Regions from separate parts of the Mus musculus genome. Here all the other regions are linked to region 5. The links are chromatin loops, found by intact Hi-C in ENCODE. Cell type or tissue: heart. All regions are shown on one strand. Links, peaks and the distances in the headings refer to the core of each region. The heading gives the core; the rest is flanking DNA.

Region 1 (4,405 bases), core at 253-4,252, 85 kb before region 5:
ATAGGCCTGAGCCACCACACACATTTCCACTCCATTTGCTAAGATGTGGATCTGTATAGAGGAACTATCCTCCTTTTAGGTGACACAGTTAACCAGAGGGCTGGCCCGCCGGCCTAGTGGGTAGAAATGCTTGCCACACAAGCATGACATCCCAAATCCAATTCCTGGAAGCCACATAAAGGTAGAGGGAGAAAACCAACTCCACCAAGTTGTCCTCTGACCTCCACCCTCACTACAGTGACATATGTGTGCCATCCCTACCCAGGGAGCTCCAATCACACACACACACACACAATAGTATTAAAATATACCACACTGATTAGACAAGAATGTAAGAAACCAATCTGTACAGGGAAGTTGTGTAATGTTCTGTGGTAAGCATCTTAACTTGACTCCAGAGGGCAAAAAGAAAGAATTAGAGAAACAAATGAATCGTGTCCCAAAGAAATGTCGACTTTAGCCTCCCGGCAGTTAACAAAGACTTCAAAAGAACCGATAAAGCCGTATCACAAATAAATACTGGGTACCTAGGCAGGTGAGTAACTGCTACACCACCCTGAGGTTTGGCAGAGAAGAAAAACCACTGTGGATAGAGTGTACAATCCAACCCTGAATCCGTGGTACACACCTAGAGTCCTAGCATTTGCGGGGTTGAGGCAGGAGAAGCAGTAATTCAAGATCATTCTCAACTACCCAGTGTTAGAACAGCCTGGGCTCCATGAGATCCTGCCCACAGAAAGAAGGGAAGGACAGGGGGAAGGGAGGGAGGGAGAGAGGGGAGGAAATTAACAGTCCAAAGCATAATGTGTACATTTTTAGGGGGTGTTTTGGTTTGGTTTGGGGGGGGGGTGGGAGAGGCTTTTGTAGGTTTTTTGGTTGGTTGGTTGGTTGGTTGGTTTGGTTTTTCAAGACAAGGTTTCTTCTCTGTATAGCCTGGCTGTCCTTGAACTCACCTGGCAACCCTACAACTTTTTCAAGAAGCTAACAGAACAGGGTCAATTAACAAGACTAAAGAATATGAGTACTTGAGCAAATTTTATATACATCTGAGTTTACTTTACTTACAAATGACTAAATATAACTAGTTATCCAACACGGCGGGGGGGGGACGGACACAATTCTAAGAGTCCTGTCTGACAAATGAAACTTCCATAGGAAACAGGCACTCACTCCTATGTTAAGGCCTAAAGTTAATGTTTTTTCTCAAAGTTCCTTTTTTGACACCCCCCCCACACTCTTATTTAGTTCTATTCCTGCAAGATACTGAGAAGACACAGAAAAGATAGACTAACCTCGTGAAATTCACTATAAAACAAAGCATCTATTTACTACAGATGATTCCTGCTGGTAAGGAGACTTCAGAATGCTAACAGGCTCAGACTGACCAGTGGCTCCCACCGGGAAGTGATCTTTGATTTGAGGAATGCTTAGGGGGCGGCGGAAGAAGGGGAATAAGGCCCCCGGGGAAAATGGTCCAGGAGATAAGAAGCAGCTTTCCAGGCACAAGGAAGGAGAGCTAGAGCCTGAAGAACCCGCCCAGCCTTTAAGATAGCAGGAGCTCAGGCGCCTAGAGCTGGGTCTGAGTCCTGAAAGAACGTGAAACCCCTGACCAGTTCCAAGCACGTGACAAGCTAAGCCGTGTGCTTCTCCACGTTTCCTCTCCTTACTCTTCACAGCATCAGAGCTCTTCGCAAGCCCCACTCCTGTGCCGCCTGAGCTGGCTTTTCAAAAAACCAAGTCATTTATATTTCCCAGTTGAAAGCAAACAAAAGAAAAAGAAGTATTCAAGTTGGATTCTGCATTCTTGAAGAAGGCAAGAAGTTTGGGGGGGCGGGGGAGACACAGTGGCAACTACTTAAGTATTACAGTGACCAAGGAGTTTTATATAAAATGCAGAGACTGGAGCTTACAACAATGTCTCCTCCCAAAAAACCGCTGAATATATATATTGCTTAAGTTACGTGTCTATTAGCACTTAAGATCAAAGACAGACACTTAATCCCCCCCCACCCCCCCGCTACTTAAAAACAGAATATGAGCTTGAAACAGGTTTTTCCCTGGCCCATATAGAGTCTGGTGCCTGGTAGTGCCATCTTTCCCTTCATATATATATACATTTCCTCCGCCCACATCAAAAAAAAAAAAAAAAGAAAATAAGAAAAAAAAAGAAAGAAAGAAAGAAAGAAAGCTGATTTCCTGAGCGGTTTTTTTTTTTTTTTAATGTCGCTTTTCAAAGAGTGCAATGACTTCTAATTCTCAACTTTCTTCACTACTGACTGGCTTGAGAGACGCCACATGATTCGGAGGGGACATCAAACCATCACTAATAATGAAAAGGCTGCCAGTCATCGGATGCATTGGATGGCTGCGGGTAACTTTCCCGCTCTCCCCTCCAAACTCAGCGGGACCCTCCCCAGGCAGCAGACAGCGTCCGGGTGGGACAGTCCGGCCCAGGCCAGGCCCGCAGAGCCGGAGCGGCGCCGCCACCGCAGTCCCCTTCTTCTCGGGCTCAGGGTGGACCTGGTCAGGAAAGGAGGAGGGGAGCGGAAGCTTGAGGTTACCTGCGAGCGGAGGGCAGCTGCGGCGGTCTAGGCGGTAGGCTGGGCGGCCGCAGGACGGTCGGAGACTAGGATGTCCCTTCGCCGGCCCGCTACGCCGCCAGCCGGGCTACGGAGGAAGATAAAGCGCAGGCCCCCACCCCCGTTCTCCGCCCCAACCTCCCAGCCCGCGGCTGCGTCACGCGCATCGCCCCGAGCTCCGGGATGCCATTGGTGGTCCTGCGGCGTCCGGCAACGCCCACTGCCACGCCCCCTCCCATATCTAGGGTACCCACTGGGCTTCTCTAGCTACCTGGCTTTCTGGCTCCACCCCAACTCTCCTCCAGTGTGGCTACGAGGAGGCCAAGTCAACTTCCTTAGAGTTTGAAAAGGCAGCCTGCGAGATGGGACAAGGCGGAGTCTGATACTGACCGTTAAGGAATAAGACAGAAGCAGTGGCAAAAAAACCTGTCATAAGTTGCTTTGTGGTCTAAATTCTACTTGACTCAGTCTGTCCTTCAACAACACACAACTTAGATAAGACAGAAGTGAGTCACTTGAAATTATGGGACAATCAAGTAATTTAAAAAGCATCCTTGGGAACTAAATAATCAAAAAAAAAAAAAAAAGATACAGATAGATTTAGGACATAGGTAAAGAAAGCAGATTAGGCCTTGGATTTCTCAAAAGCAAAGATGTGAATGAATTTAGGGTAAAGGTGGGTAAAAGAGAAAATTAAACAGACTGGAGAGATACTGTCGGCCTGCAAAACAGTGTCAGCTAAACTGGCTTCGTTAATCTTTCAGTCAGTCCCTAATCTGTCCAGCTGACCATTCCTTTCCTAGTCAAATACCCTAAACAATGCCTGAGGCTTGCATGAATTGCCTGCTCTGGAGATCTTTCACAAAAGGAGTTCCCCTGTTAGCCCATAGCAGGCAACACTGCTCGCCTTAGAGCAGCTGGGCTCTGCACAGGTGTGCCCAGTTTTTGCCCTCTCTGGGACAACTGTGTTTAATGGTTCTGTCAACAGTTTGGTGATAGCATTTGGAAGCACTCAACTGCCTTTGCTTCCACCTCCTCCTATCCCACCAGTTAGAACATTTGGGACTAAAAATTCACTTCTATTGGGACTCTTGGTAGAGACACTTGCCTATTCACTGTTCCATTTAGTCAGTTAAAAATAAAAATACAGAGCTGGTATACAGCTCCTGAGCTTGGTGATGCACATATTTAATCCCAGCAGCTGGGAGGCAGAGGCAGGTGGATCTCTGTGATTTGGAAGCCAGCCTGGTCCACATAGTGAGTTCCAAGACAGCCAGGGCTTTGCAAAGAGACCCTGTAGGTAAATAGGTAGGTAGGTAGGTAGGTAGGTAGGTAGGTAGGGTAGATAGAAAGGAAGAAAGAAAGAAAGAAAGAAAGAAAGAAAGAAAGAAAGAAAGAAAGAAAGAAAGAAAGAAAGAAAGAAAGGAAGGAAGGAAGGAAGGAAGGAAGATAGAAAGAAGATGAAGTAGGAAGAACAGAAGTTCAATTTTGCAGGCCGACAGTGTCTCTCCAGTCCGTTTAGCTTTCTCTTTCACCCACCTTTACCCTAAATTCACTCATATCTTTGCTTTTGAGAAGTCCAAGGCCTAAACTGCTTTATCTATGTCCTAAATCAATCCAAATCATCTTTTGATTATTTAGTCCCAAGGACACTTTTTAAATGACTTGAATGTCCCGTTACTTCAAGGCACGAGTCAAGGCACAACCATGAATTAAAACAGAAGCAGCCACCGGGAGAAAAATAAGACAATTGCAAGTAGTGATAAGTGTTAGGAAAAAAATAGAGAGTGGTCAGGAAAAGATGCGAAAGAATGCCATGATTAATT
Region 2 (4,405 bases), core at 196-4,195, 120 kb after region 5:
AGGCGGCACGGGGGTCTCCTGGTCTTCACAGTGATCGGGCCACAAGGTGCAGCTGAAAAGCTCCCAGTACCGTTTGGAGAGGGCACCGGCCTTCCTCAGCTGCTCCTTCAGGCCTTTGACGCTCGGCCAAGGGGTGGGCTCGTCGGCCTCCTGGCCCTGCGCTCCCGGGGGGCGCAGCGGCAGGAGCAGCAGCAACCAGAGAGCGCCAAGAAACATGACCGGAGCGAGCGCTTCCGCCTCCAAGAGTCCCGGGACCCAGGACTCATCGACACCCACCAGCCGGCGCGGCCCAGGATTGGCGTCGCCGTGGTGACCGCTCCGCCCTCGCAGAGGCTGACTGAGCAACCCATCCTAATGGAACCAAGTTTCGATTCAGACCAGAGACCCATCCGAAATGAAACTCAAACTGGTGTCCCGGACTGCAGGAATCCTGAGCCCCTGTCTGCCCCTCGGGATGCAGGCTATTCTGGGGCATGCCTGTGGCCTCAAGTGGCCACGAAATGGCCACTGCCAGCCATTCAGCTGCGCCTCCCACATAAGAACCCCTTTTGGTGCCCTGCCCTCGTAGGTCAGCTTTCTGCCAACAGGAGGGTGATGAAACCGTCTGAGCAGGGAGCGTTTTTTTGTTGTCAGGGGAGTCAGCTGGGTGCAGAAGCAGTCCGAAGAGTGTGAGCAGTGGAGAGCTGGGTGGCCTGGTCCTCTAAAGAGGAAAATGAAACAGTAGAGAGCAGTGAGCAGCAGCAGGCTTTCATGGATGCCAGTCTAGCAGAAGCAAGAAGTAGGGTAGGATGGTATTTGAGTTCGGGAAAACCCCGGGTTAAGAGGAAATTGTATCATGTGAGAATTACAGATGTTAGGCTAAGTACTTGCCCACGCATAGCTAGGTTTTAAAACCTGATCAGATGCACCAGGAGGCAGAGGCAGAGGCAGGCACAGCTCTCTGAGTTCAAAGCTAGCCTTGTCTACATACTGAGTGCCAAGCCAGCTACAGTTACATAGTGAGACCCTGTCAATATTTAGAAAACACCAAAAACTCAGGCTTGGTTCCCAGCTTGGCATCAGGAGGAAGGTGGTGGAAATTAGAAGTGAGCCCTAGTGGAGGTCTTTGGGTTACTGGGGTGGGGGCATGTTCTTGAAAGAGAATTGTGGGTGAGCAGTTTTGTTCTACCAATTGCTCCCGCCACGATGCACTCTGCCCACCTTTCCCAGAGGTCTGTAAGTAGTGAACTTGACCTTCAAGGTTATGAACCAAATAAACTGTTTCTTTGATAACTCTCGGGTGCTTGCCAAGGTGGCAGGAAACTGACCCACTTCTTTACACTTAGTTGTAAATAAATAAATAAAATAAATAAATAAAATTTGTAAATAAGTAAAATAAATATCTGAGCATGCATGACAGTCTAACATACTATGGGTTTTTGTTATTGTTTGGATTTTTTGTTTGCCTGTTTTGTTTTCGAGACAAGGTTTCTCTGTGTAGCCCTGGCTGTCCTAGAACTCACTTGGTAGACCAGTTCACTTTGAACTGATTGCTATGTTGGGTGAGAGACAGCAGAAATCAGTCTTCTATGTGGATATCCAGTTTATCAGCACCATTTGTTAAAGAGGCTGTTCTTTTCTAGATGTATGCATTTTATATCTTTGTAAAATAATTAAATGGCTATGCTTGTATAGTTTAAACAAAGCAATAAAAAAATCTTGAGGTGGGGGCTGGTGAGGTGGCTCAGCGGTTAAGATCACTGACTGCTCTTCCGAAGGTCCTGAGTTCAAATCCCAGCAACCACATGGTGGCTTACAACCATCCGTAATGAGATCTGATGCCATCTTCTGGTGTGTCTGAAGACAGCTACAGTATACATACATTAAATAAATAAATAAATCTTTTTGTTGTTGTTTATTTGTTTGGGTTTCTTGTTTTTGTTTTTTTTGGTTTTTTTGTTTTTTTGTTTTTTCGAGACAGGGTTTCTCTGTATAGCCCTGGCTGTCCTGGAACTCACTTTGTAGACCAGGCTGGCCTCGAACTCAGAAATCCACCTGCCTCTACCTCCCAAGTGCTGGGATTAAAGGTGTGCGCCACCACGCCCAGCAATAAATAAATCTTTAAAAAAAAAATCTTGAGGTAAAGGTTTCACCAAGAAGTCGGCCCCACAATGAAACAACAACCGGATTGTACACCGGGGTTTGGATCAGTCTCTAAGTATTTCTGTAAATTCGTCACATCCCATTCTTGTGGGACTAGTGGATGTAAACATCAGGAAGAGCGCGTGGGCCATGGGGACACCTAGAGGCCACTGTGGGAATTACAGGAAGCCGTGAGGGCTCGCCAACTAGTCAAGCAGTCTAAAGATCCAAGGCATTGCCTAAGAACTTGTCCGTAAACGCAGAACTTGAAGTGTAGATCTCTAAGTTCGAGGCCAGCTCTGGTCTACAGAGCGAGTTCCTCCAAGAAAGCAAGGACTACACAGAGAAACCCTGTCTCAAAACCCAAAACAACAAACATGTTTAAAGTCTCACGCCATTTCAAGTTTGCTCTGCTCTGTGCTTGTGGTTGAAAGTATGAAGACGAAGTGGGCAGGATCCTGAGCTAGCAAACAGAACTTGACAGCTTCGGCCATGCTACTCTGGCTTTAGGACCCAGGGGAGTCCTGCATGGACACCTGGACAAGCTGGTACAGAAAAGCTTGGACTGGGTTGGAGATCCCAAGATGTTGGAGATGCCAAAGCCCCTGGGATGCCTGCCAAGGGGAGCTACTGAGAGTGTGAACCACGCGATTGTTAGAGTCTAACAACAGAATTTGAAGTCTTCCCTGCTGGATTTCTTTTTTTTTTTTCTTTTTGTGTGTGTTTTTTTTTTTTTAAATATTTATTTATTTATTATATGTAAGCACACTGTAGCTGTCTTCAGACACTCCAGAAGAGGGCATCAGATTTTTGTTACGGATGGTTGTGAGCCACCATGTGGTTGTGGGATTTGAACTTAGGACCTTTGGAAGAGCAGTCGGCACTCTTAACCACTGAGCCATCTCACCAGCCCCCTGCTGGATTTCATTCTTGCTTTGGTCCAGTGTTCCTTCATAGGCTCCCCTCTGTTCCCTTTTGTAACAGAAATGTATATTCTGTGCCATTATATGTTGGAAGTGTGTGATCTGCTTCTTCATTTTGATTTTACAGTGCGTTACAGTTAAGAGACTGCCTTGAGTCTTTGGACTTTTGAACAGCACGGAGACTGTGAAAGACTCTGGAGAGTTTGGATGTTGAAAGAAATGGGATTTTGCATTAGGATGTGGGTCAGAGCCTCTGGGGTGAGGTAATGGAATGTGGCAGCCTGAATGGGAATGGCCTTCATAGACTCAGATATTTAAAGAGCTTAGTCACCAGGGAGTGGAACTACCTGAGAACAATTAGAAGGACTGGGAGATGCGGCCTTGCTGCAAGAAGCCTATCACTGGGCTGAGCCCAGTCTGGCTGCTCTACCACCCCAGCCCACCCCAGCCCACCCCACCCCTACCTGCAGTTTAGGAATCAGTCTGTAAAGGTCTCAGCCACTGCTCCACCACAATACCTATCTCCTTCCCACCATGAGGAGTGTGTGCTAACCTGTAAGGAAGGCCCCAGTTAAGTGCTTTCTTTTATAAGGGTTGCCTTGGTCATGTCTCTTTACAACAAGAGAACAGTAGCCAAACTCTCAAGAAAAAAAGAGAGAAAAACAAAGTATGAAGACATGACTTCAGCTCTAGCCTCTCTATCTGCTGCCTCTACTCCACCATCATGGATCCAATCTGAACTGTAAACCCAAACAAACTTTCTCTGCAATAAATTGCCTTGGTTATGATGTTTTATCACAATAATAGAAAACTGATACAATCTGTATGTGGTGAACTGGAACGCATGCCAGAATTTGGTCTCCATGTGCCTTGTTCAAATACAATGACAAGGCTGGCACACTTATGCAGCACATGGAGAGGAAATCTAAACGATACTTGTCTGGCTGAGGGGTTAGATACTAGATTTCCATTTCAAAAATGTAAATTCTGGGTATTCTAAGAATTCTAATCAGGGAAACTGGTCCTTTCTTCTTGTCTGTAGTGTAGTGCGCTGCCAAGTCCTAGTTAGGACTCATAATTCCTCATCTCCAAGAAGCTACAAGGAAGAAGGAAACTACTGAACATCCAGGAAACACTAGCAGCTAGTCCTGTGACTAGTCCCGTGACGACTAGTCCTATGACTAGTCCTAGGACGACTTGTAGGTAACAGGTACAATCTATGTGGGCCGTTCAAAAGCTCGTAAGGAAGTCTAAGGCTCTCAACCACAGGAAGCAGTCCCTATGGAAGGTTAAGCAGAAATAAAGGATGTAACATTCTCTCCCTAAAAAACAGCAGTAGGAATAGAAATGGCATAGAAAGC
Region 3 (4,405 bases), core at 90-4,089, 74 kb after region 5:
TTTGTTCTTTAAGAAGAACCATGGGCTCTGATCAGACACCAACCTACCAGAAACAGACACTCCGTCCTCTCTGCTGTGGTAGTTGTAAGATGAAGTTGTTGAATTTTGCTTCCTTGTTTACTTTTATTCCAGTGTCTGACACTGGATAAATTTAAGGACATTATTCTTAGTTGTTCTTCTATAGAGCATATTAGATTGCAGCAAAATTTCTTAAAGTAATATGTTAAAATACTCAAATGATCTTTTACTTAAATACTATATGTATGCATATGGATGTTTTGCCTGCTATGTTTTGCCTACTGTGAGTGCAGAACCCAGAGAGGCCAGAAGAGGGCATCAGAGTCCTGGAACTGCAGGTGATTGTGAGCTGCCAGCCATATGGTTCTTGAACAAGAGCAGCAAGTGCTCTTAACTACTGAGCCATGATGTCTCAGTAGGCTTGTGAGTTGACTTAAATGAAAGCTTTGACCTCCTTTTTTGTCTTTCTTACCCTGCCTTCTCTTCCCTTTAACAGGAAGACACCATGGAGGTGGAGGAGTTCCTGAAGGAAGCTGCAGTGATGAAGGAGATCAAGCATCCTAACTTAGTACAACTGCTAGGTGAGAGCCCTGCCGTAGGCTTCATAGGTCCGAGTTCCTGTCCCAGCTTCCTATTCAGATCAGGGCGATTGTTTTGTTTTGTTCTAGTTTGATTTAGCACTGTGGTAGAAATGATAGATGTAAAGCAACTATGGTGAATAGAACACTTAGCTAGTAAGCATCAAGTCTTAGTTAGGGTTAGTCCTCCAAACAAACACACACACACACACACACACACACACACACATACGCGCGCGCCCCTCTTCTCATTTTAATCAGGTGTTAAAGACAGTAGCCCAAGTTGATTGCTTTTTGTTTGTTTTGTTTTTTATTACTTTTTAAAAAGTATTTTCTTTATTCATTTATTTTATATGTATCATATTTTATCTGGAAATATATGCTTCTGTAGTGTCCACTGAAACCAGAAAAGGACATTGGAGTACCTGGGCCTGGAGTTTTAAATGGCTGTGAGCTGGAAATCAAACCTGGGGCCTCTGGAAGGGCAGTCAATGCTCCTAACCATTGAGCTATCTCTCCGGCCCCTTAATTTTTTTTTTTTTTTTTTTTTTACTTACTTACTTTATGTGTATGAGTGTTTTGCCTACACGCGTATCTATGTACCACATGTGTGCCTAGTGTCCTTGGAGACCAAAGGAGGGAATCAGATCCCCCGGAACTAAAGTTACAGGTGATTCTGAGCTGCCATATGGAGGGAGGACCAGGTAGGTCCTCCAGAAAGAGCGGCCATTGCTGTTAGAAGCATTCAAGATAGTTTCAAAAAAGTCAAGAAATATTTTTATAAAATGGAGACATTAAGCAAAAGACTATTGAAAAAAAGTGAATTAAGCTTGTGGCTGATCAGTTTATCCAAGAGATAAATGGCTGCGCTGCAGTGGGTTAATTTCTTCCCTGTTTGGGTCAGAAAGGATCACAAGTAAACATTTTCCCCTTTTAAAATCGGGCCTGTTTGTTTCAAGAGAGGGTTCCTTTGTGCAGCCCTGGCTGTCCTGCAGCTCACACTGGCCTCAAACTCAGAGGTCCACCTGCCTTTGCCTTACAATTGCTGGGATTAAAGGGTTGCACCACCACTCCCAGCCATTTCCTTTGAATGCTCAAATTAAGCTAAGCTATACCAAAAGAAAAAAATTAATATGCTATCTGCCGTATATTAGTGAAGTCTTTAACTATGAAACATTTTTTACAAGCACAGGTAGAGGCGGGTGGCCTACCTGAGTGAAGTGGTGCTGCTTTATATTAACATAGGCTGCACACGGTTGCAGGGGTGTGGGCACATACGGAACTCAAGAGATGGGGCTGCAGAGATGTCTCAGACGTTAAGAGCACCAACTGCACTTCCAGAGGTCCTGAGTTCAATTCCCAGCACCACATGGTGGCTCACAACCATCTGTAATGGGGTCTTGTACCCTCTTCTGGTGTGTCTGAAGACAGCAACAGTGTACCCATATACATAAAATAAATAAATCTTTAAAAAAATTTTTTTTGGTCTTATCCCTTGTCAGGTTAATAAAAGAAACTATTTTGCTTCTCAGGCAGATGCTGAAAAGGTCTGTGCTGCTTCAGAGAGCAGGCGCCCTAACTGACCTGTTTGTAAGTTTTTGTTATATTTATTTCATAGCATGTGGTGAAGATTATCAAATTGTCGTTGGTCAGGTGTGTGTACCCTGGAGCCACCGTTTTACATTGTGACTGAATACATGCCGTATGGGAACCTGCTTGACTATCTCCGGGAGTGCAGCCGAGAGGAGGTGACCGCCGTCGTGTTACTTTACATGGCCACCCAGATCTCCTCTGCCATGGAGTACTTGGAGAAGAAGAACTTCATCCATAGGTGAGTAAGCCTGACTGTAGCCTCCAGCCACATGGCCGGCCTGCTTGGCATGAAGGGGAAGCCAACACTTGTCAGAGCTTTTGGGAAAAAGGTCTTTGCTGTTCTTAACACTACATCCAAGATCCTTTTATGCCACCTAGTGGCCAAACTTTTAAAGTAACATTTGTCCTAAGGTGGGGGCGGTGGCGTTTGTTTATATTTTTGTTTTTTATTATTTTAATTTTTAGGAGGGCTTATGTTGCTAACCTGTGAAATCTAGCCCATTATTCCTAAAAATAGAAATTCATTTTGTCCAGCATCTTTATTCTGCCTCCTGGTGGGTATTCAGTACATGGTACAAATTAGTAAGTTTCTACGATGTTGGTGGTGATCATAAAGTATTCCAGTGTTAGTTATCCTTTCCTTACCAGCTTTGCCTGCAGCAGAGAACCAAGACATGTAGTCCACAGCCATCTTACTATCCGTGGGAATAACACAGGGTTCTCTTTCCCATAGAGATCTTGCTGCCCGGAACTGCCTAGTGGGCGAGAACCATGTGGTGAAAGTGGCCGACTTTGGTTTAAGTAGACTGATGACTGGAGATACCTACACTGCTCATGCTGGAGCCAAATTTCCTATTAAATGGACAGCACCCGAGAGTCTGGCCTACAATACCTTTTCAATTAAATCTGACGTTTGGGGTAAGGTTGACATAATTTCTTACATGGATTGTTTTCCTTTCTTTGTACATGGTCTTAATCTTTCTTTCTTTCTTTTTTTTTTTTTTTTTTTTTTTTTTTAACATTAGCTATGGCTGGCCAGGTGTTCGCTAGATTAGGGTAAAACTTGAGACAGTTCTTCAGACTCAGCCTCTTTAGCACTAGGACCACAGATAATTTTCTTAGATCTTCAGAATTTTTAGGATGCTCAACTAATAATAAAAGTAAGTTGAGGAGACTGAGATGGGAGACTTGGGATTTTGGGTTGAGGCCAGGTTGAGGTGCTGTTTAGTGGTAGGGAACATTCTTGCCTGTTCATGCACACGTTGTCTGTGACTGTGTCAGACTTCTTATGTCACATGGCGGTGCAGAAGCAGCATGACCCACATACTCCACATCTCTCCACTCTTGAGGGACCCTTTAGTGACCCTTTAGGGAAGTCCTGCTGCTCTCTGCCAGTTTCTCTATACTCCAAGCCTACAGCACCCCATTCAAGGATATCATCTCGTCTTACCTTGTCCTGCATCATTACCTTTGTCCTATAAAGCTGCTTGTCTGGAGGTACAAGCCTGTGTCAAGCTCAGGGGTTGGGAGAGGCACAGGGGAACAACTGTACTCACTCCAGCTGGGGTATGGTAGTGGAGGCTGGAGTTCCAGCATGCTGGATGCTCGGGTCCTTTGAGTCCATGAGTTTGAGACCTGCCTGAACAGTATGCTGGGACCGTGAGAACAACAGCTAAGGAGCTTGGCCTGGTGGCGCAGACCTCTGGTCTCAGCACTCAGACTGGAGAGTAGGAGTGCAAGTGCAGAAGACTTCCTGGGCTTTACAGGTTGTAGGCCAGCCTGGACTGTGTGAGCTATCTCAGCAGCCTTCTCTCTAAAGCTCCGCTCCATCTCCATGTGAGACTTTGCCTATTTCTAGAGTTCTCTAATAGTGAATGCACCTTATAAGGTCAGATAACATTTCACTTAGAGTTGTCCTTGTCCTGGATCTAATTTCTGCTGCTCTGAGAAGTAGAGACTAATTAAAAAGACTCAATAGACCAAATTAGTATAGAAATATGGACTTGGGGCCAAATAGAAATATATTTTTTAATTCCTTTACACAGCGTTTGGAGTACTGTTGTGGGAAATTGCTACATATGGAATGTCACCATATCCAGGTATTGACCTATCTCAAGTCTATGACCTACTGGAAAAAGGATATCGAATGGAACAGCCTGAGGGATGCCCCCCTAAAGTGTATGAACTTATGAGAGCATGTAAGTGTTTTGCATGTT
Region 4 (4,405 bases), core at 174-4,173, 160 kb after region 5:
GGATCTCTGCATTATATTCTCTTCCAAGCAGCTCTCGCTGTCATGTTTACTGTACATTAGTCAGAGGGAATTTCAGTAGCAAAGGAAGGACTTCTGTTCTGTGCCTCAGCCCTGCAAGTTATTGAACTCAGTCACACAGAGGCTCACAGAAGGACGAGAGGGCGGGATGCACAGGTGCCGGAGAAGCTATGGGAGAAAGACCCTTCCTCGCTCATCTCCACTGGGCGGGACAGGAGGGCAGTGAGCACTGAGGCTACTGGGACGGTTATGACCAACAACTCCATGGTTTTCTATTAATGGCGAAACACTGGTTATCTATCTAACTGCTCAGCTAGCCAGTCCAAGTGGCAGGAGGAAGTCTGTGCAGCTCTCTGTGACCAGATCGTCAGGTTGCAGGTGGCTGGAACACCATATGATCACAGAACTGAATCAGATAAACAATACCGTTTGCAGACACCCACCTTAGTAACACATGGCCAACAGAAATCGGAAACACAGTGTTTTTGCCTTCTTTTTTTTAAAATTCCTTTTGATTGAAAAAACGGGGGAGAGCCAGGCAGTGGTGGCACACACCTTTAATCCCAGCCCTTGGGAGGCAGAGGCAGGCAGATGTCTGAGTTCGAGGCCAGCCTGGTCTACAAAGTGAGTTCAGGGACAGCCAGAGCTACACAGAGAAACCCTGTCTCGAACCCCCCCCCCAAAAAAAAAGAAAAGAAAAATGGGGGAGGGCGAGCATAAAAAGATCTAGCATTTGCACTACAATATTTATGCTTCCCTCACACCACTTTCCATTTATTACTTCAACCGACCAACAATTAATGCACACCTACTATGAATTACAACTGTAGGGCCCCATGGTAACTATGCCCTTTACCCCTATCCACAAAAATCATCTCGTGTTCTATCCCAGATCAACCTGACACCCACAGCTCCTTCTGTCCGCAACCATGAGTGCGCTAACAGCTGACTCTACTGTCTTGGCACTCACCAGGGGTTCGACAGTTATCAATCTGTAGGCTGCAGTTGCTGACCTCACACTTACAAGCACTGAAATGGCGGTCAGAGGGAGCCAATTCATATCCTAAAAGTAAACAGAAATTCCCATTTAGGAACTGGAAATTCAGAAGAGACAGAAGGGACTAAAGTAAATAATCATCAACAGCACAAAATAAGTCTATGACATAAAAAATTATGAAAAATAAAAATCTGTGACTTGCTTTTTTCCAAAGTATACTTTGGTTCAAAATATATTTTAAAAAGCAAGGCCTGTGCTTTAAAAATGAAAAGTACCTATTTTCTCACTAGTCCTAAGGAAACAGAGCAAATCAACCCCATGGTCACAAGGAAAGCTGTAAATTCCAGGTTTTTGTTTGTTTTCAAGACAGCCCTGGCTGTCATGGAACTCACTCTGTAGTAGACCAGGCTGGCCTGGAATGCGGAGATCTGCCTGCCTCTGCCTCCCAAAGGCTGGGGTTCAAGGCATGCGCTGTGTCATCACCCGGCCAGTCTTATTTTTTTTTAAAATTATCTTTTCCCTTCATTATTTTTATATGTTCTTTATTATGACTGAGGCTAGACTTACGCACAGTACCTTTTATTTTCCTCGATTTGTTGGCTTTTGAGGAAGGGTCTTACTATGTAGCCTATCCTAGACCGCAGATATATGCCTGCCTCTGCCTCAGGAATGGTGGGATTAAAGGGGACGACTAATCCCCCCTCCCCCTCCCTCACCCCCACCCCACACTGTTCTCCTGTGATAAGTATTTTCTAATGTGAACCCGCATCTTGTTTTCAGGTAACAGTTCTGGGACACAAAACCCAACATCTTCACAAACTTTAAGAAAGTTATTAATTTAATACAATAATTTTAAATTTGCCCTAAATTGATTTAGAGCCTATGCAAATAATTTAGCATCTTTAATGCCTGAACCTGTTTCTCAGGACGATAACATGCACAAGTGCTTTCAGCTTGCTCACCCGGCTTGCATAAATTCAGGGAATGGCAAGCACATTGAGCTCAATGTGAAATTACAACCCAAGCAATGTAGGCATGGTTAATTATTGACAATCTTGACTTTCCGGATTCTCGGTTGTATTATAAAGCCGTAGACCTCAATCGTGAAAAGATCGCATTATTTCTTTCTTCCAACGTGAGCTATCAAATCTCCGGAGGGAACCTGGCTGAGTAGAGATGACCCTCACACCTGGCCCTAGATCCAAGTGACAGTGTTAAACATATCCTTTTCCCAAATTGTAAACGCCTTACCCATCCTACTGGAGACATAAGTCTTTAAACGAAGTAATTGTATAAGGACCATCCACGCCCTGTTGTTCCCCCCCCCCTTTTCTTCGTTTTTATCAGGAGCCTGACAGATCACTGACTCCAGATTAAAAAGAATGTCTTATCAGACTCCACAATCAAGGACACAGCTTGACAACGTTCGCATTCATCTTCAAGGCAACGTCTGGGCTCGCTCTTAATCGCCGGGCCATCACACCCGGAAATGAAACCGCCAGCGCAGCCCACTCTGCACAGTCTCATCCTAAGTTGTGCCCCTTGGCGCTCTGAGCGCACGACCGCAGGACACCGCTGCCCTCTCCGGCCCAGGGCCTGCAGGTCACTCGCGCTCCCCGACCACCAAGCGGGCCCCGTAGGGGCTCAGCGAGAGCGCGCTCCTCGGCCACCAGGAGGGCGGCGTAGGGACCGAGCTAGAGCGCGCTGCCCGCCGGGCCGCCGACACCGGCTTCGTGTGACAGAAGGGCGACACCAGGGCCAGGAGCCTCTGGGGACCGTCCTTAGCAGCGAGCACCGGTCACCGCAAGGACTCCCGATCGCCCGCAGCCCCGCATCCGGCCCCTGAGGGAGGTGCCCCGCCCCCCGCCGCCCGCGCTTTCCCTCCCTCCCTCCCTCCTTCCCGTCGTTCCCGGGCGAGGGGTCGCGCGCCCTCTCCAACCGCGCCACTCACCTGGCGGGCCTCAGGCTCGCTCCATAGCCGCCCGCGCGGTGCGGTGAGGCGCGGCCCCGGCCGCCCCCGCCGCCTCCGGGGAGGGGCAGCCCCACGCCGCACTCACCGCCCCGGGCCGCCGCCGCCACCACTGCGGCTCCCGCCCACCGCCGGCCCGGCCATTCCCCGGTCGCCGCTCCCCGCGGAGCCGGCCGCTCCACACCCACCCCCGCCTCCGCGCTGCCTGGCTGTTGGTACGGTCCTAGCGGAACGCCCTCCCTGCAGCCAATCCCAGTGCGCACCCGGCGCAGCTCCGCCCCCGTTGCGGGTAGGCGGGACTACCGGGCAGCTCCGGACCGCCCCCTTTAACCCTTTCACCCTCATTCCTGCAGCGCTGGGCTCCGCAGACACCGTCGGCGGATTTCTCCAAGCCTGTTTACATAAACTAGCTTCTGGCTTCTCTCTTACCTTCACAATTTCTTTCCTGCAGTCATCTAGGTGAAGTCCTATTCTGAAGAGATAATTTCTTCTTTCTTTCGCTCTGCCTTGACTTCTCCTTGGAGATTCTGCCCCAAAGTGCCCTTCCCTGACCAAAAGAGGCCAGACTTCCCACCTTGGAAATCGCTCCAGCTTTGGCCCAGAGCAGAGCTCCCCTACTGTACCTTTTCAGTAGCTCTTAACAAAATCCTGTTTATTTTATTATAATAGCTTTTTTTTTTTTAATGTTTGTGCCTTGCAATGGACTGTAAGCCCTAAGAGGGCAAATCCAGCGCGACTTGGTTTCCAGTGCCCTGCACTCACCCACTAGGCTCCTGAAGAGTCAATGAGCTGCTCCTCCCCTTAACGTGTGTCCACTCCACACACAGTAGCTACTGTATAATGCATACGTTTATTCACCATATAGACAGCTTCCATGTAGTCTGTTTGACCCTAAAATATTATGGTGTACGTTCTACATTGGATATGATTTGTGCGGGGGGGGGGGGAGTTTGGGGACTAAGCAGGAATTTCTTTCAAGAGGGAAAGAAACGATCTCTCTCTCTCTCCCTCTCTCTCTCCCTCCCTCCCACCCCCCACTGTATGCCACTGGGCATGTCATGTAGTGCCTCTGAGTATAAGGCTCCTTGGGAAATGGAAGTTAAACACAGTACCTACTTGACAGGATTGTGGTGAGATTTAAATAGTAAATGTGTGGAGAAAATACAATTATTGTGTGAAGTTAGTTTAATGTGTGTGTGTGTGTGTGTAGCACTTTCGATCAGGACACCCAGAGAAACTATTGGACTTGACACCCTACCCCAGAAGACTTAGTGAGGGAAAGCAGCTTTAATCACTGCTGGAAGCACTCATCACTGCAAGGCGTACAAAGGGCAGCGTAGACAGCCCTGTGTCAGCTTTTACTGGATAGAGTTGAAAAGGGTTGAGGCCATTATCCGACAATGGAAAGCACAATTCTTGGG
Region 5 (4,405 bases), core at 282-4,281:
ATCTTTGTGTTTTGTGAATTAATCTCTTCAGTAACTGTAACCACTTTGTGAATGAAAAGAAAATAAATAGTATTTGGGGCAGCGTCTTGCTATGCCACACAGGTTGGTCTCACTCAGATTCTCGGCCTCAAGTCAAGTGTCTCCCTGTTTCAGCTTTCTTAGCAGTGCGAGTACAAGCCCATAGCATAACATCGAGGTGTGTGGCCACTTTTGTTCTCAGACAGGCTCTTACGATGCACTTTAGTCTAGCCTTGAATTTGTGATCCAACTGTCTCTGGATCTATTATAATAGTGGTACAACATGACACTCAGGGGAAAAAAGGGTATTTTAAATACAGATAGACTTTGATATAAATGAAAATTCATATTCCATCCAGTGCTAAAGTGTAGTGCTTCTTTTCAATGGGAACTAAATTCCGTTGTCTCTGGCTGTACCCTGGGTGGCGATGAAATAACTTAGAGTGTTCTTAGTGTGGGCACATGTGTGTGCGTGCCGGTCACAGGACAACTTTTACTGTCAGTTCTTGCTTCTTTTAAGACAGGGTCCCTTAGCCACTGCACATGTAAGCCAGGTTTCTGGAGACCCCCTTATCTCTGCCTCCCCCCTTCTTGTGGACCAGCTGGGATCACAGAGCTTGGGCTGGTGCATCTGGCTTTTCTCTATGACCAGTAGCTGCTTGTGTGGGTCCTAGGCAGCAAGTTCAGGTGGTCAGGCTTGCAGTGCAAGTCTTCTTTGTCATTAACCCATCTTTCCCCAGCTCCTAAGGCTCTTTAATAGTGAATATCAAAATCAGCTGGAGTGGGGGGCGGTAGTAGCAAGTGGTAGAGCACTCACCTGGAACTCAAGGTCCTGAGTTTGAGTCTCACCCACATGCACTTGTGATCTTACACCATTCTACAAAAGACATGTATGGGGAATTATATCTATTTTGCTAATTCTTTTCTTCCCCAGGGTGGTTTTCCTTGGTTTAAGCAATGGCTCCAGTCCTCATGGCACATAGGGTGTACATCTATAAAAATAGCTTCTCTTCTGTCCATTTCTCTATTTAGACCCCAGACGGTGAAGATGAGTAAGTTTTGACTCAGAAACAAGGTCAAAGTGATTTATCTTTTCCTTGCCAAAAAGGAGGGCCCAACCTGCACTGAGAGGAAAGCATGTCTGTGAGAAGAGTCGCTTTACTGTCAGGCATTTTATTTATTTATTTATTTTAAAGATTCATTTATTTATTATATGTTAGTACACTGTAGCTGACTTCAGACACTCCAGAAGAAGGCATCAGATTTTGTTACAGATGGTTGTGAGCCACCATGTGGTTGCTGGGATTTGAACTCGGGACCTTTAGGAAGAGCAGTCGGCGCTCTTAATCACTGAGCCATCTCACCAGCGCCCCACCAGGCGTTTTAAAGTAAACAGAAACACATGCGGGTAGGTCGATGGTGGAAGAGTTCAAGAGAAATCCACGGTAGTATGAAGAATTGAGTTCTAACCGCTTTGCCAATAAGACGGCAAAGTGCACATCAAGAAATAATTCACCGAATTAAGTTAACCCCGCACTTGACCATCTCCCCGTGAATTCTGTACCATTCCAAACTTCATTCTGGGCCCAATGCTAAGTGTGTGTGAAGGGCTCCTCAATTGAATGGCAGCGAAGCCCAGGGATCAGGAGCCTCAGCTGTTTGGTGCTGAGCTGCGCGGCGCACGTGGTGGCTTCTCAGCCTCTTCTGATTTGACAGGTGGAGGTGGGACGGGAAAGGCCGGGCGCCCACAGTCCTCCAAGTGGGGCAGTGTGTGGAGCCGAACGTGGGTGAAGGTAGCAGTAAAAGCACTCGAGGGCCCTCGAAAGCTTCGCTGACCCTGTGGGCCCCGGCTTCCACCCAGCGGGGCGCGGCGCGGGGCGGGGCTCCGCCGAGCTCCGCCCACCGAGTAGCGGAGGTGCTTGGGCGAGAGGGGGGCGGGAGACGCTCTGTCCCACGCTCGCCCTGTGCTCGGTGGTTTAAAGATGGCGGCGGCGGCTGGGGCGAGGAGCCGCCGGAGGGGGAGGGAGAAGGAGAGTCTGTGAGTCGCTGGGAGGCAGCGCGGCAGCGGCTCCGAGGAGTCCGCGTGGGAGCCGCCGGCAACTCCGGCCCAGAGGGCCTGGGCTTGGGCCGGAGAGACCGGAGCGGCGCCAGGAGCTCCGGAGGCCGGAGCAGAGGAGGAATGTGAGCAAGGGTCGGCGGGGGCGCGGGAGTACGCGAGCGGCGGGATGGGGCAGCAGGTGGGCCGCGTCGGGGAGGCTCCGGGGCTCCAGCAGCCGCAGCCGCGCGGGATCCGGGGCAGCAGCGCAGCCAGGCCCTCGGGCCGCAGGCGGGACCCGGCGGGGCGTACCGCAGACGCCGGCTTCAACGTCTTCACCCAGCACGGTGAGTGTGTCCGGAGCCGGTGGAGGGCATGAGGGAGGCCGGGGAGGGGTGGGGTGGGGTCGGGGCGAGGTGCGAGGCGGATGGGCAGCCTTCGGGGGGCGAGGGCTGGAGGGGTGCCCGCGAGTGGGGGCGGAATCGGCTGCCATCTGGGCCAGTCACGGGAGGCGAGGCACACCCCTCCCCCCGCCTGGCTGGCAGCGTCTGGGGGCGGCGGCGGCGGCGAGCACGAACCGGGGTCTTAGGGACCCAGGCTTGACTGTCCTGCTATCCTGGGACAGGACGGGGCGACTGTGGAACTGTGGATGGTATCCCCAGGGAGGGAAGGATGAAGGCAGGTATGAGCTCAGGTTCAGGAGGTGGGAGGATAAACCGGTTGTGAACGACGGGAACGAGTCGTGCCCTGAGGAATTGGGAAATAGGTACTGAATCTTTAAGAGATTGTGGTGGCATATTCGGTATGTGCTTTATGAACCAGGCGGTGAGCAGTGTCAGAATGGTGAACTGTGAAACCCTTTTCCGTATCTTTTTACTTTCAACAGAGTATTTTCTCCAAACTAGAAATGAAAGGCTTTGCCAAACCACCCTGTTCTGCCTATCCGAGTAGGACACAGGATTCTGAGATGGCTGGCGGGGCTGTCGATGGGTGGGCATGGTTAGGGCTTCCTTCCATGTGGTCTGAACATGAGTTTTTCTTTGAGCTGCATTGGTGTATACATATGTGCTCCGCATAGTCTGGGACTTACTCGGTGTCATATTCTTCAGAAGGGCTGTTTCTAAACTATTTAAAATTATATTTATTTTGTGTGTATGTGTATGTGCGCACACACCCATGTATGCAGAGGTCAGGAGACAACTTGGGGAGTCATTTCTCCCAGGTATTAAACTCTTTATCAGGCTTGGGGGCAAGTGCCTGAACTCTAGTAAATACAAATTTTGAGCACATACTCTTAATTTGTGTGTCTTTATTAATATAGACAAGGTTATAGTAATTAACAAATAATGTAATCAACGGTCAGAAATAGAGTATAAGAAAGGGTGCCATGAGGAAAATTAAGTATAGAGCCTTGTAAATTAGTGACAGTGTACACAGCTTATGTGAGGCCTGAGTTCAAGCCCCAGTATCGAAGAAGAAGAAGAAGAAGAAGAAGAAGAAGAAGAAGAATGAATGAATATTTTTTCCCCTTGATGCCAAGTGGATTCTTTTGTTCTTCCATAGTGTGTTGTTGACCATTTTTAAGAGCATTGTTCTAGAGGAGGGCAGAATAGAGAAGGAGAAAAATATCAGAAGCCATCCTAAGACCTGAGAGGCTGGTGATGGAGATGTAATATCTGTAGGAAGGACCGGCTAGCAGAGGTAGCAAGCTGGTTTCATTGATAATATGTACAGGAGTGAAGTGAAGGATAAACTGTCCCGCTGCACATAGCTCGGGGAAAGGGAAGGAGAAGAAGTGTAGACTAGTCACGGGAAAGGGCGTTTCAAAGGAAGTGACGATAGCATGCAAAGAGATGATCCCAAGACTTGTAGCTGCTGGGTGAGTTGTGTCCGAGTTCTGCATTTGGACTTAGGAATAGACAAATTTTGTTTCCCTTTTCCTTTTTTAATTTGTAAAAGCAAAATGTAATTTTACATGTGTGTGTGTTTTGCTGCATGTACATATACATACCTGATGCCGTATAGGCAAGGAGGAGGGCGTTAGGTCTCTTCCTGTAGATTGATGGTTGTGAGCTGCTCTGTGGGTGCTGGTAACTGAACCCAGGTTCTCAGGACTGGTTAACAGCATTCTTGCACATATGAATTCAGTTTGGGGCAAGTATAATAGTACGCAACTTTAATATCAGCACTTGGGAGACAGAGACAGAAGGGTCTCTTAAGAGTTCAGGGCCACCGGGCGTGGTAGTGCACATCCCAGCACTTGGAAGGCAGAGGCAGGCGAATTTCTGAGTTCGAGACCAGCCTGGTCTACAAAGTGAGTTCCAGGACAGCCAGGGCTACACAGAGAAACCC
Region 6 (4,405 bases), core at 132-4,131, 56 kb after region 5:
GGGTTGAACTTGGAGCCTTTCACATAATAAACAAGTACTATATACAGATTGGGCGGGGGTTTGTTGGTTTTCTCCACATGTAACATGACGTCATCCCCTCCCTTCTTTCCTTCCTTCCTTCCTTCCTTCCTTCCTTCCTTCCTTCCTTCCTTCCTTCCTTCCTCCTTTCTTTAAAAAAAAAAAAAAAACCCTTACATTTTTTTCATTTAAAAAAGTTTTAGGTCACATAAAACAAGGCAGCATTTACTCCTTCTCGTCTCCTGGCACTGGGTCTGTGGGCTCCATAGTTTCAAACTAGAAAAGACTCTTCAGTGAGTTCAACCATCATTCTCCATTAAGTGTGAGCTTACGCTTTTGTTCATTATCTAAACGATTTCACTTATATATGTGGTTAGGAGTGTGTGTGTGCACGCATATGTGTGTATGTATTCATGTGGCTGCAAGTCTTTACAGGTGAGTGTGCATGTGTGTGGAGGCAGAGGATAGCCTTGAGTACCACTGCTTAGGAGCCATAGCCACTCTCTTTGTTTTTGAGGTGGGGTCTCTCATTGCCTGGAACTCAGTCAGTACTTGGACTGGCCCAGGCATTCACTCTCTAGTGTTGGGATTAAATGGGTGCCACCAGGGCTGGAGAGATGGCTCAGCACTTATGAGCACTGACTGCTCTTCCAGAGGTCCTGAGTTCAATTCCCAGCAACTACATGGTGACTCACAACCATCTGTAGTGGGGATCCAGTGCACTCTTCTGGTATGTCTGAAGACAGCAACAGTGTCCCCACATACATGAAATAAATAAATCTTGAAAAAAAATTGGGTGCCACCAGAGGGTTCTGGAGATAAACCTCAGGTCCTTCTGCTTGTATAACAAGTAACTTAGCAACCGAGCCAGCGCCCCAGCCCCTGTCTTGATTTATTTTTTTTTAAAAGAATTATTTATTTTATGTATATGAATACAGTGTAGCTGTCTTCAGACACATCAGAAGAAGGAAGGCATTGTGGCCCATTACAGATGGTTGGGAGCCACAATGTGGTTGCTGAGAATTGAACTTAGGACCTCTGGAAGAACAATCAGTGCTCTTAACTGCTGAGCCATCTCTCCAGCCCCAATTTATTGCACCTTAAATTATTTATTTAATTTATTTTGGGGGGGGGGGGATTGGTGTACTTGTGTGCATGCCCTGATGTGCCTGTGGAGGTCAGGGAACTACATGTGGGAGTTGGCGCTCTCTTACTGTATAGAGCTGTCTTGGTGACAAGTGCTTTTACCCACTGAGCTATGAGCTGAGCTTGAGTCCTGATTTCAATTACCATATGAATGTTGGTGCCTTCAGCCCAAGATTATCTCAGAGCTTCAGATTTATGCAGCAAAGTGCTTCTTTGTACCTTCTAAATTTACTTATCAGACTTGCTTCCCAGTGTGCTTGACACCTACCCACGCCCTCAAGCTTGAAGCCTTTGTTTTCTCCTTCCGCGCTCTCTCTCTAAGCAGTCTTGAGCCCTGGGGCCTCCATCTGTGAGCCACATCTTCAATCCATCTGCTCTTTATTTGTCTCCACTGCTGTGCTTGCACTCCAAGCTCACAGGATCCTGCTCCTGAGTCCATCAGCTTCTCACTGTCCTCTCTGTGTGAGAAACTCCTCTTCCCAAGCTGAGGAGCTCTGGGCAGTCCACCGGATTTCCTTTTGTAATTGGAATGAAGCTGTAAATCCTTCAGTGCTTGCTCTGGCAGCCTCAGGCGTCCTCGGCAGTGACCACACACCAGGTTCTTCCCTTTCTGCTTCAGCGCTTTTGCCTCTCAGGATCTTCCCTGCCCCCATTCAAGGATACCCGCTAAGATTGTTTAACTGCTGGCCCAGGTTGTCCCTTTCTTTTAAATAGAACACTTCCTTGCTTCACAGTGTTGCTTAAAAACATTTGTAAACAATGACAATGCTATTTCAGTTGTCTCTTGAAAAATGTCATTTTTAATAAAAGTTATTCATACTGATAATGGATTTGACATTTTAGAATTAATAATCATTGTTAAAATTTCTTGGTTTTAATATACAGTAAATGATATTGGAGACCAAGTTATTTTTTTCAATAGTTTTTATTTTTAAAAGATTTATTATTTTATTTATGTGAATACACTGTCACTGTCTTCAGACTCACCAGAAGAGGGCATCAGATCTCATTACAGATGGTTGTGAGCCACCATGTGGTTGCTAGGTATTGAATTCAGGACCTCTGGAAGAGTCCATCTCTGCAGCCCTTGTGCTTTTATTTTAATGTGGGTATTTAGGTCATGGTTTCCTGTAATTTTTACTGTGTTTCTTTTATTGACCTAAATAAATGGTACATAGTAGGTACTTAATAATCAGTACAGTGGGCATTCCCGGCTGTATGGTTATAAGTATTATTACTTATAATACCTTATTATAAGTAATTATGAGTGCTATTACTATGATACTGTGGTTCAGGTTTTTTTGAGGCAGGCTCTGTAGCACAGGCTAGCTTTGAATTTGCAATCCTTCTGCCTCCACTTAGCCAAGCTAGAGTGTTACAAATGTGTGCCCCATATATTCTCTGAATTATTTTCGTCGGCTGTGTAAATTATTTATTACTTACTTTACTAGTTTGTCTCATAAATCATTCTTATTTTAAGGTCTTAAATTTTGTGTACCTTCCCACTTTGTTCACAGTTAGGCTTTTGCCTTTCCAAGTTTCAGCACTCACAGTTGAACACTGTGCCAGGCCATTACCTGTACTGAGCCGCACAGGCCATTTGTTAGGGGAGGCAGTTAGTTGCTCTCCGCTTCTGCCTGTGTTTATGAGTCACGCTGTAGCTATTTCTTTGACTTTAGATTTGTGGTTTCTTGAACTAACTGGAGTGATGTAAAAGATGAGTCTTGTTAGGCGTTTCCTGACTGTTCAAAGTGTTTGGTGGTGTACTGTAAACAGGTTTCTCCAGGGAAACACTGAGCAGTCATGCCCCCTTCTGTCCTCGGGATTGGAAGTTTCTATGCTTACCGACCCTAGCTGATTGTATTGTGAACAGTTACTTCTGTGAGACTGAAATAGCCTCTGCATCACCCCCACCGGATCCCTGAGGTTTTGGAGTGGCTCCACCCTTACTCAGGACTCCGCCCCTGTGGGTTGAACTTGCACTTTGTTCCTTCTGGCCCCTGACTGTGTGAGTAATGTCCCACGTGTATGGCTTGCTGGCCAGAGTGGAATTTTAAGGCTCTTCTATTCAGAACAGTTTAACTTTTCATGCTGCTCGGCCAAAGGCATGGTCCTGGGACCTGTTCAGCTGCCATCAACCAGTTACTGTAGAGACCAGGACACCTTGCTTCCCTGCCTGGGCAGGGATGTCTCGGAGTTCGCTGTGGCCCACGTGACAGGTGTGTTGAGATGAGGCTGGGGTGGGGGTAGACAACACAGTAATGAAATGTGGGTTATCTGCTCCTGTAGTCTCCACTGGGCTCAGTGAGGATTACATGGCTTGTTTGTGTGCTTGTTTATCTTTTCAGTTTTATGGGGAGGGGGGCAGGGTCTCAAAATGTAACCTCCGTTGGTCTGGAACTCAGAGATCTGTCTGCGTCTGCCAGCCAGCACCAGGAGTTAAGGTGTGTGCCACAGCACTGTCTTGTTTTATTTGAGATTGAATCTCACTGTCTGACTGGCTAGCCTAGAATTTGCTGTATAGACCAGGCTGGCTTCAAACTCAGAGAGAGTAGCTAGCCTGTTTTTGCCTCATGAGAACTGAGAGTAAATGTGTGTACCAGCACACCCAACATACTAGACCTTTAATAAATGTGTAATGAATGGAAGAACATGGATAATATGTAAAATGATGTTAAATGGCACATCTTGATTGAAAAACTTAAGCTAAATTGAAAATTACCAAATATATTCCCAACTAAAATAGTTTTTAGAAGAGTTATTAAAAATTCCTAGCCTCTTAGAGCATATACAAAGTAGAATAATGTTAAGTAATATAAAATAATGAAAACACTTTGAGGCAATGATTACTGCCTGACAATCTATAATGAGAATGATTAAAAAAAAAGTAACAATTTAAATATTGAAAATGTGCTTTATAAGCTAAGCATTAAATATCCAAATTTGAATTTGTGTTTCAGTTTTATTATTATAGGTTTTAAGTATGTTGCTGTTTTGTGTGTGTGAGTGTGTGTGTGTGTATTTGTCCTACAAATGATTCAGTAGAAAAGATAACAAATTACTTCTTTATGGTTCTCAAAATATTTCTGTTCCTTAAGTCTTTTACACAGTTCAGTAGAGTTTGGGGTCCTCTGCTGCCTTCTTTCCACATCCTCACGATCTACTGCTATTGCAGTGGGTCAATTAAAAGATTTAGTTAACTTGCATTGTTAAGAAGTTCTAGCCCACACTGACACTGAAT
Region 7 (4,405 bases), core at 120-4,119, 140 kb before region 5:
GATTGTGACCCCAAACATGATAGGTATGTATATACAAACCTTTGGGGCTTTAGGTTTCTTCACAGGCAGTAAGCTTTCAGGACAGGGACCGGCATTAGCTGCATAGTTCAGAGAGAGAAGAACTTCCTCGGGGATTCTGTAGTCATTCTGAAGGGGAGGAAGGGGTTTGAGGTGGTTCACCATGGATTTTTTCTCCTTTAGCTCAGGAAGCCCTAAGGAAGTATTAGGAAAGACAAACTTTTAATGGAGTGTTCCGGGGAGTTAAAGTTTCCCAGACTGCCTCAGCAGTATCCTGTGTTTCTAACAAGAAGGGTGCCTCTAGCAGAGGAGCCCAGCTACAAAGAATACTTAAAGCAGGAGTAGCTAGAAGGGTGGAGGGAAGAGTGGAAGGGGGATGTGAGAACATGCAGAGAGATACAAAGTAAAAGGCCTGGGTTACACAGAGTGAGTGTACAGCCAACCCAAGCCCCAACCCCTCCACTGCCCTGCAACATAAATAGTGAATAGGTAGCTAGCTCAGGATAGAGTGCTTGCTTAGTGTAAGTCCTTGAGTTGAATCCGTACCTCCTTGAGTTGATGATGGAACTGTAGCAAAATATAAATAAGAAACAACCCAAAAAGCTCTGTGACCTTAAGACTGGAGATAGCCTCAGTCTGATGAGCAAGAGTGAGACGGTGACTGCCTTGATTCTTATTCTGGTACAGGTTCTACATTTATCATTACGTCTTTTTACATTTTTCTTGAAACAGGGTCTCACTATGTAGCTCCCACTAGCCTGGAATTTACTATGTAGACCAGGCTGACCTCAAATTCACAGAGATCACCTGCCTCTGCCTTCCAAGACACAGCCCCAAGGATGGAAATCTTAAGGAATCTCAAAAAACATCTTGAATCTTATACAAATAGGCATATTGAACTAAGTTATGTTTTTCTTATCCACATAACTATGTTTTTAAAGCTCCCTTGAAGTCAGAGAAGAAGCAACCAAACTTCATATAGCTATTAGTATTTAAATGAAGATGAAACAGTATTCTGACTTGGTGAGTGTTCAGGCTGGCTAAGGAGAAAGGGAGAACGGATTGCAAATTCTTTCAGTAGCCCTAATGGTTCTGTCCACGGCATCCTTAAGTTTACCTTTTGCCTCCTTGACTACATAGAGTTTTGCCTGTTTGGACTCAGATGTTGATGGGGAGGTCAGCGAAGTGTCCGACACTTTGTGGAGAGACATAATAATCAATGCCTGGGATCACTCTCAGAACTATTAATCCTCCAAAAAATTAATTCAAAAACAAATCAAAATCGTGTTCAGACTTTCAAGCTGTCCATAATTCTGTAGGCAAAACAAAGCAAATGAACAGAGAGATCTCTTGAGTGTTTGTGTTCAGACTGAATTTCAGAATTCATCTGGCGTGGTTTCCTTTCTTTGGGGAGCCCTCTAAGATAACTTGACATGACAGAGATGGGGTATGGGTGGGTCAGAGTCAGGGCCCAGCCCGGGAAAGTCAGGCTCCGCCTCCCTACAGACTGCGGGCGGGTCAGCGCGACCCAGCTCCGCGGGCGCGAGTGGGGCGGGGCTCCCACGGTTCTTTCAGCAAAGTCCTAGGACTGCACTGTAGGAGTGCACGACACCGGCCGCTGTACCCACAAGTTGTGTTTGCCGCCTGGCGTCGGAAGGCCATCCCTTTTCCGGAACGCCCTGCGTCGTCATAGCAACGCAGCACATTTCTGCCCCCCCCCCCACGCTCCCCGCTCCCCCCCCGTCCTAGCAACTTGCGGGCCGAGCCGCCTCCGGCAGAGCCGTCAAAAGAAAAGAGATGAAAAGGAGTCTCTACACTCTCTAGAAGTTTCCGTGTGTTTTTAGTCATGGGTAGTAGCAATAAGGAAGAATATTGAATCGGGTTGTTGTCTCGGAATGGGATAGGCTCTCGAAACCGCGCTTCCGGGTGCAGACTGCGCAAGCGCAGACCTGCGCCGGTAGAGACTCCCCGGGCCCTGCCCTTGCAGAGAGGGTGATGTAGCAATGAGACCTTCTGCTCTTGAATCTGTTCAGGGCTAGCATAATCTATGAGTTCTGAATCCGCCAGGGAAACTTAGTGACAACCTTGTCTCAAAAAGAGAGGAGGAGGAGTAAACTAGCAAACAGCCTAGTTCTGTTGTTCAAGTCACTTCTATGCACTCAGTTCGTGTTCGTAAGTGCGGTTCATCTTAGTGTCAGGTAGCTTTCTATGCCAACAGTAGCTGAAGGAGAAGACAAATACCTGAGCAGGACTTTCTCACCTAGGCTAATGGAGGTTACAAAGAAAGAAATGGGCCCCAATTTGCATTTGCAGTAGCATCGGCTCTCTAGCATTCTCTCTAAAGAATCTACTGATTGTAGGAGCAAGCACATCATGATCAGTAGTTGGCAACAATCTTCCCATTGACGCGCCTATGGAAACGAGCACAGAGTAACTCTGCTCACCCTGCATGACCTAACTGTTGCCACCCATTCCTGCAGTGCAAGGGAGATGGGAGAAATCTCTTCAGAGATTGTGTCCATTTATTGAATCAAATGGCTATTCATTGTCGTGCAGGGGCAAAGGACAGCATGGTGGGGGGGTGGGGGGGGGTGTCGGTTTATGAAGGTTTAGGGTCCACTTGGACTCAAGTTAACCAAGACTGTGCATCTGGCTTGTGACGTTGATAAAACAGTTTGTAGATTGAACAAGAGAAAGCTCTTGTGGGTGTGCCACACTCACGGTTGGCATGACTGCTCACTTTGATTTTATACTTTTAATTCTTTTAGGTTATGTATATGTGCTTATTGTGTGTGAGGGAAGATGCCCCAGAGAAGAGGGAATCAGACCCCCTGGAGTTACAGGTGGTTGTGAGCCACCTGACATGGGTTCTAGGAACCAAATTCAGGTTATCTGCAAGAGCAGTCTGCCCTCTTAGCTACTAAACCATCTCTCCAGCCCCCAAATGTTGGTTTTAAATAATGCTGTTAGAATTGCAGGCTTGAGTTTCATTTTTAATGACAACAAAATCATTAAATGGTGGAATGTGGTGGATGGAACACACTTTGTAACCCCGGCACTGGAGAGATGGAGGCAGGAGGATCAGGAGTTCAAGCCTATCTTTGGCTACATAATGAATTTTAGACCAGCCTGGGCTACATGAGAAAGGAAAAAAAAATCTTAAATTTTAATTGAGATCAGCATATTTGTGCAAAGCTGTGTTCTCAGCATCGGTGTTTATATCAATTTAAAAACAAAACTTTGTACTGGAGAGATGGTTCAGCAGTTAAGAGCACTGATTGCTTTTCCAGAGGTCCTGAGTTCAGTTCCCAGCAACCACATGGTGGCTCACAACCATCTGTAATAGAATTTGATGCCCTCTTCTGGTGTGTCTGAAGACAGTGACAGTGCACTTATTTATATAATAAAATAAATAAATCTTAAAAACAAACAAACAAACTTTGAAGATGCTCTACATCCTGCACTATTAACATTCAGTCAGGATCTAGAAACCCAATGTAAAAATAAAATCGGCTAAGCATGGTAGTACATTCCTTAAGTCCCAGCCCTCGGGAGGTAGGGGTGGATCTTTGCGAGTTCCAGGCCACACATAAAACAAAACAAAACAACAACAACAACAACAAAAAACAAACAAACACTCCAGAGAAAAGGAGCCATGAGCGGAAAAGCTTAGGCATTCTGCTACAGAGCCCGACAGCTATGGAAACTCTCTGAGCTTTGAAATGTCTGATGAGGAGTCACTGTGCAAGCAGGGAGCGCTCACTCAGTATGTGGGAGGGAACAGGGACCTTCAACAACCGCTCCAGGGCCTTTCGAAAGTCACTTTCAATACTGTGGAGCAAGCTGATGCAGCTGTGAATGCAAGGCCACACAGGAAGAGTGGTGGGACCAAATAAAACTATCCAGAGGAATTTCTCAAAGACCAGGTGCACCCAGAACTGAAATAAAGATCTCTGTGGGTGGCATTAAGGGCTCCAAGGAACAGTTTCATATTGTTTTGCACAGCATGAAAGATTTTGAAGCAATTGACATCACGGTTGGCCAGGACAGTGAGAAGGGGTTTTGTTTTCATATCCTCCACTGAGCATGATATCCTAGATAAGATTATCATTCAGAATCAGACTGAATGGCTAGGAAATGAAGATAGCTCTGTCAGAGCAAGGGATAGATAGCCAGTGCTTCCTCTAGCCAAGGTGGTTCCAATGAGGTAGTTTGTGGTAATTTTGCCCGTGGCCATTTTGGTGGCAGCAGTGGTGGCCATCTCTCTTTCGAAAACTTGCTAATGATAGTGGTTGTGGAGGATGCGGCCTTGGTTATTCTGGAGGGATATATATGCTCAGCAGAGGTGTTGGTCATGGGCAGGGCTATGGAAAGCCAGGCAGCAGCT

Evidence for each region. A loop is a pair of places that touch in the nucleus more often than their neighbours do. Peaks named below come from ENCODE experiments on the same cell type or tissue, not always from the same donor. Only the 100,000 strongest peaks of a DNase experiment are listed, where the experiment ranks them.
Region 1: it touches region 5 in a loop (6-fold over the local background); 2 of 42 quality-filtered maps call a loop at or near these places.
Region 2: it touches region 5 in a loop (2.3-fold over the local background); 2 of 42 quality-filtered maps call a loop at or near these places.
Region 3: a loop joins it to region 5, with 2.6 times the contacts of the local background. A loop is called at or near these places in 14 of 42 quality-filtered maps.
Region 4: a loop joins it to region 5, with 2.4 times the contacts of the local background. A loop is called at or near these places in 3 of 42 quality-filtered maps.
Region 6: a loop joins it to region 5, with 2.4 times the contacts of the local background. A loop is called at or near these places in 10 of 42 quality-filtered maps.
Region 7: a loop joins it to region 5, with 2.0 times the contacts of the local background. A loop is called at or near these places in 12 of 42 quality-filtered maps.

What each region holds. Positions count from the first base shown.
Region 1 is chr1:156,471,587-156,475,991 of GRCm38, forward strand. Soat1 (sterol O-acyltransferase 1) reads right to left here and starts at 2,742. Exons shown (of 16, transcript NM_009230.3): 1 at 2,562-2,742. In heart, for the core only: a CTCF peak has its summit at 2,650; DNase peaks (open chromatin) are centred at 1,505 and 2,755; H3K4me3 peaks cover 2,644 bases; H3K27ac peaks cover 2,680 bases.
Region 2 is chr1:156,674,090-156,678,494 of GRCm38, forward strand. It overlaps Tor3a (torsin family 3, member A), which reads right to left and starts at 250. Exons shown (of 6, transcript NM_023141.2): 1 at 1-250. The coding sequence starts at 216. In heart, for the core only: a CTCF peak has its summit at 2,290; DNase peaks (open chromatin) are centred at 302 and 2,292; H3K4me3 peaks cover 812 bases; H3K27ac peaks cover 503 bases.
Region 3 is chr1:156,630,831-156,635,235 of GRCm38, forward strand. It overlaps Abl2 (v-abl Abelson murine leukemia viral oncogene 2 (arg, Abelson-related gene)), which reads left to right. Exons shown (of 12, transcript NM_009595.3): 6 at 515-599; 7 at 2,250-2,427; 8 at 2,923-3,107; 9 at 4,235-4,387. Among named protein-coding and RNA genes, the nearest start is that of Tor3a, 41 kb to the right of the region's middle. In heart, for the core only: CTCF peaks have their summits at 328 (motif pointing right), 2,572 (motif pointing left) and 2,790 (motif pointing left); no DNase peak of the experiment used is centred there.
Region 4 is chr1:156,715,900-156,720,304 of GRCm38, forward strand. Fam20b (family with sequence similarity 20, member B) reads right to left here and starts at 3,011. Exons shown (of 8, transcript NM_145413.4): 1 at 2,967-3,011. In heart, for the core only: a CTCF peak has its summit at 2,667; DNase peaks (open chromatin) are centred at 2,582 and 3,192; H3K4me3 peaks cover 2,328 bases; H3K27ac peaks cover 1,735 bases.
Region 5 is chr1:156,556,806-156,561,210 of GRCm38, forward strand. Abl2 (v-abl Abelson murine leukemia viral oncogene 2 (arg, Abelson-related gene)) reads left to right here and starts at 1,982. Exons shown (of 12, transcript NM_009595.3): 1 at 1,982-2,400. The coding sequence starts at 2,244. In heart, for the core only: no CTCF peak of the experiment used is centred there; DNase peaks (open chromatin) are centred at 1,886, 2,636 and 3,886; H3K4me3 peaks cover 2,428 bases; H3K27ac peaks cover 1,582 bases.
Region 6 is chr1:156,612,676-156,617,080 of GRCm38, forward strand. All of the region lies in intron 1 of Abl2 (v-abl Abelson murine leukemia viral oncogene 2 (arg, Abelson-related gene)), which reads left to right. Among named protein-coding and RNA genes, the nearest start is that of Abl2, 56 kb to the left of the region's middle. In heart, for the core only: a CTCF peak has its summit at 2,145 (motif pointing right); a DNase peak (open chromatin) is centred at 3,126; H3K4me3 peaks cover 1,192 bases; H3K27ac peaks cover 1,812 bases.
Region 7 is chr1:156,419,200-156,423,604 of GRCm38, forward strand. Axdnd1 (axonemal dynein light chain domain containing 1) reads right to left here and starts at 1,716. Exons shown (of 26, transcript NM_001346967.1): 1 at 1,647-1,716; 2 at 1,136-1,331; 3 at 40-212. The coding sequence starts at 1,229. In heart, for the core only: a CTCF peak has its summit at 1,647; DNase peaks (open chromatin) are centred at 1,682 and 1,942; H3K4me3 peaks cover 1,196 bases; H3K27ac peaks cover 1,103 bases.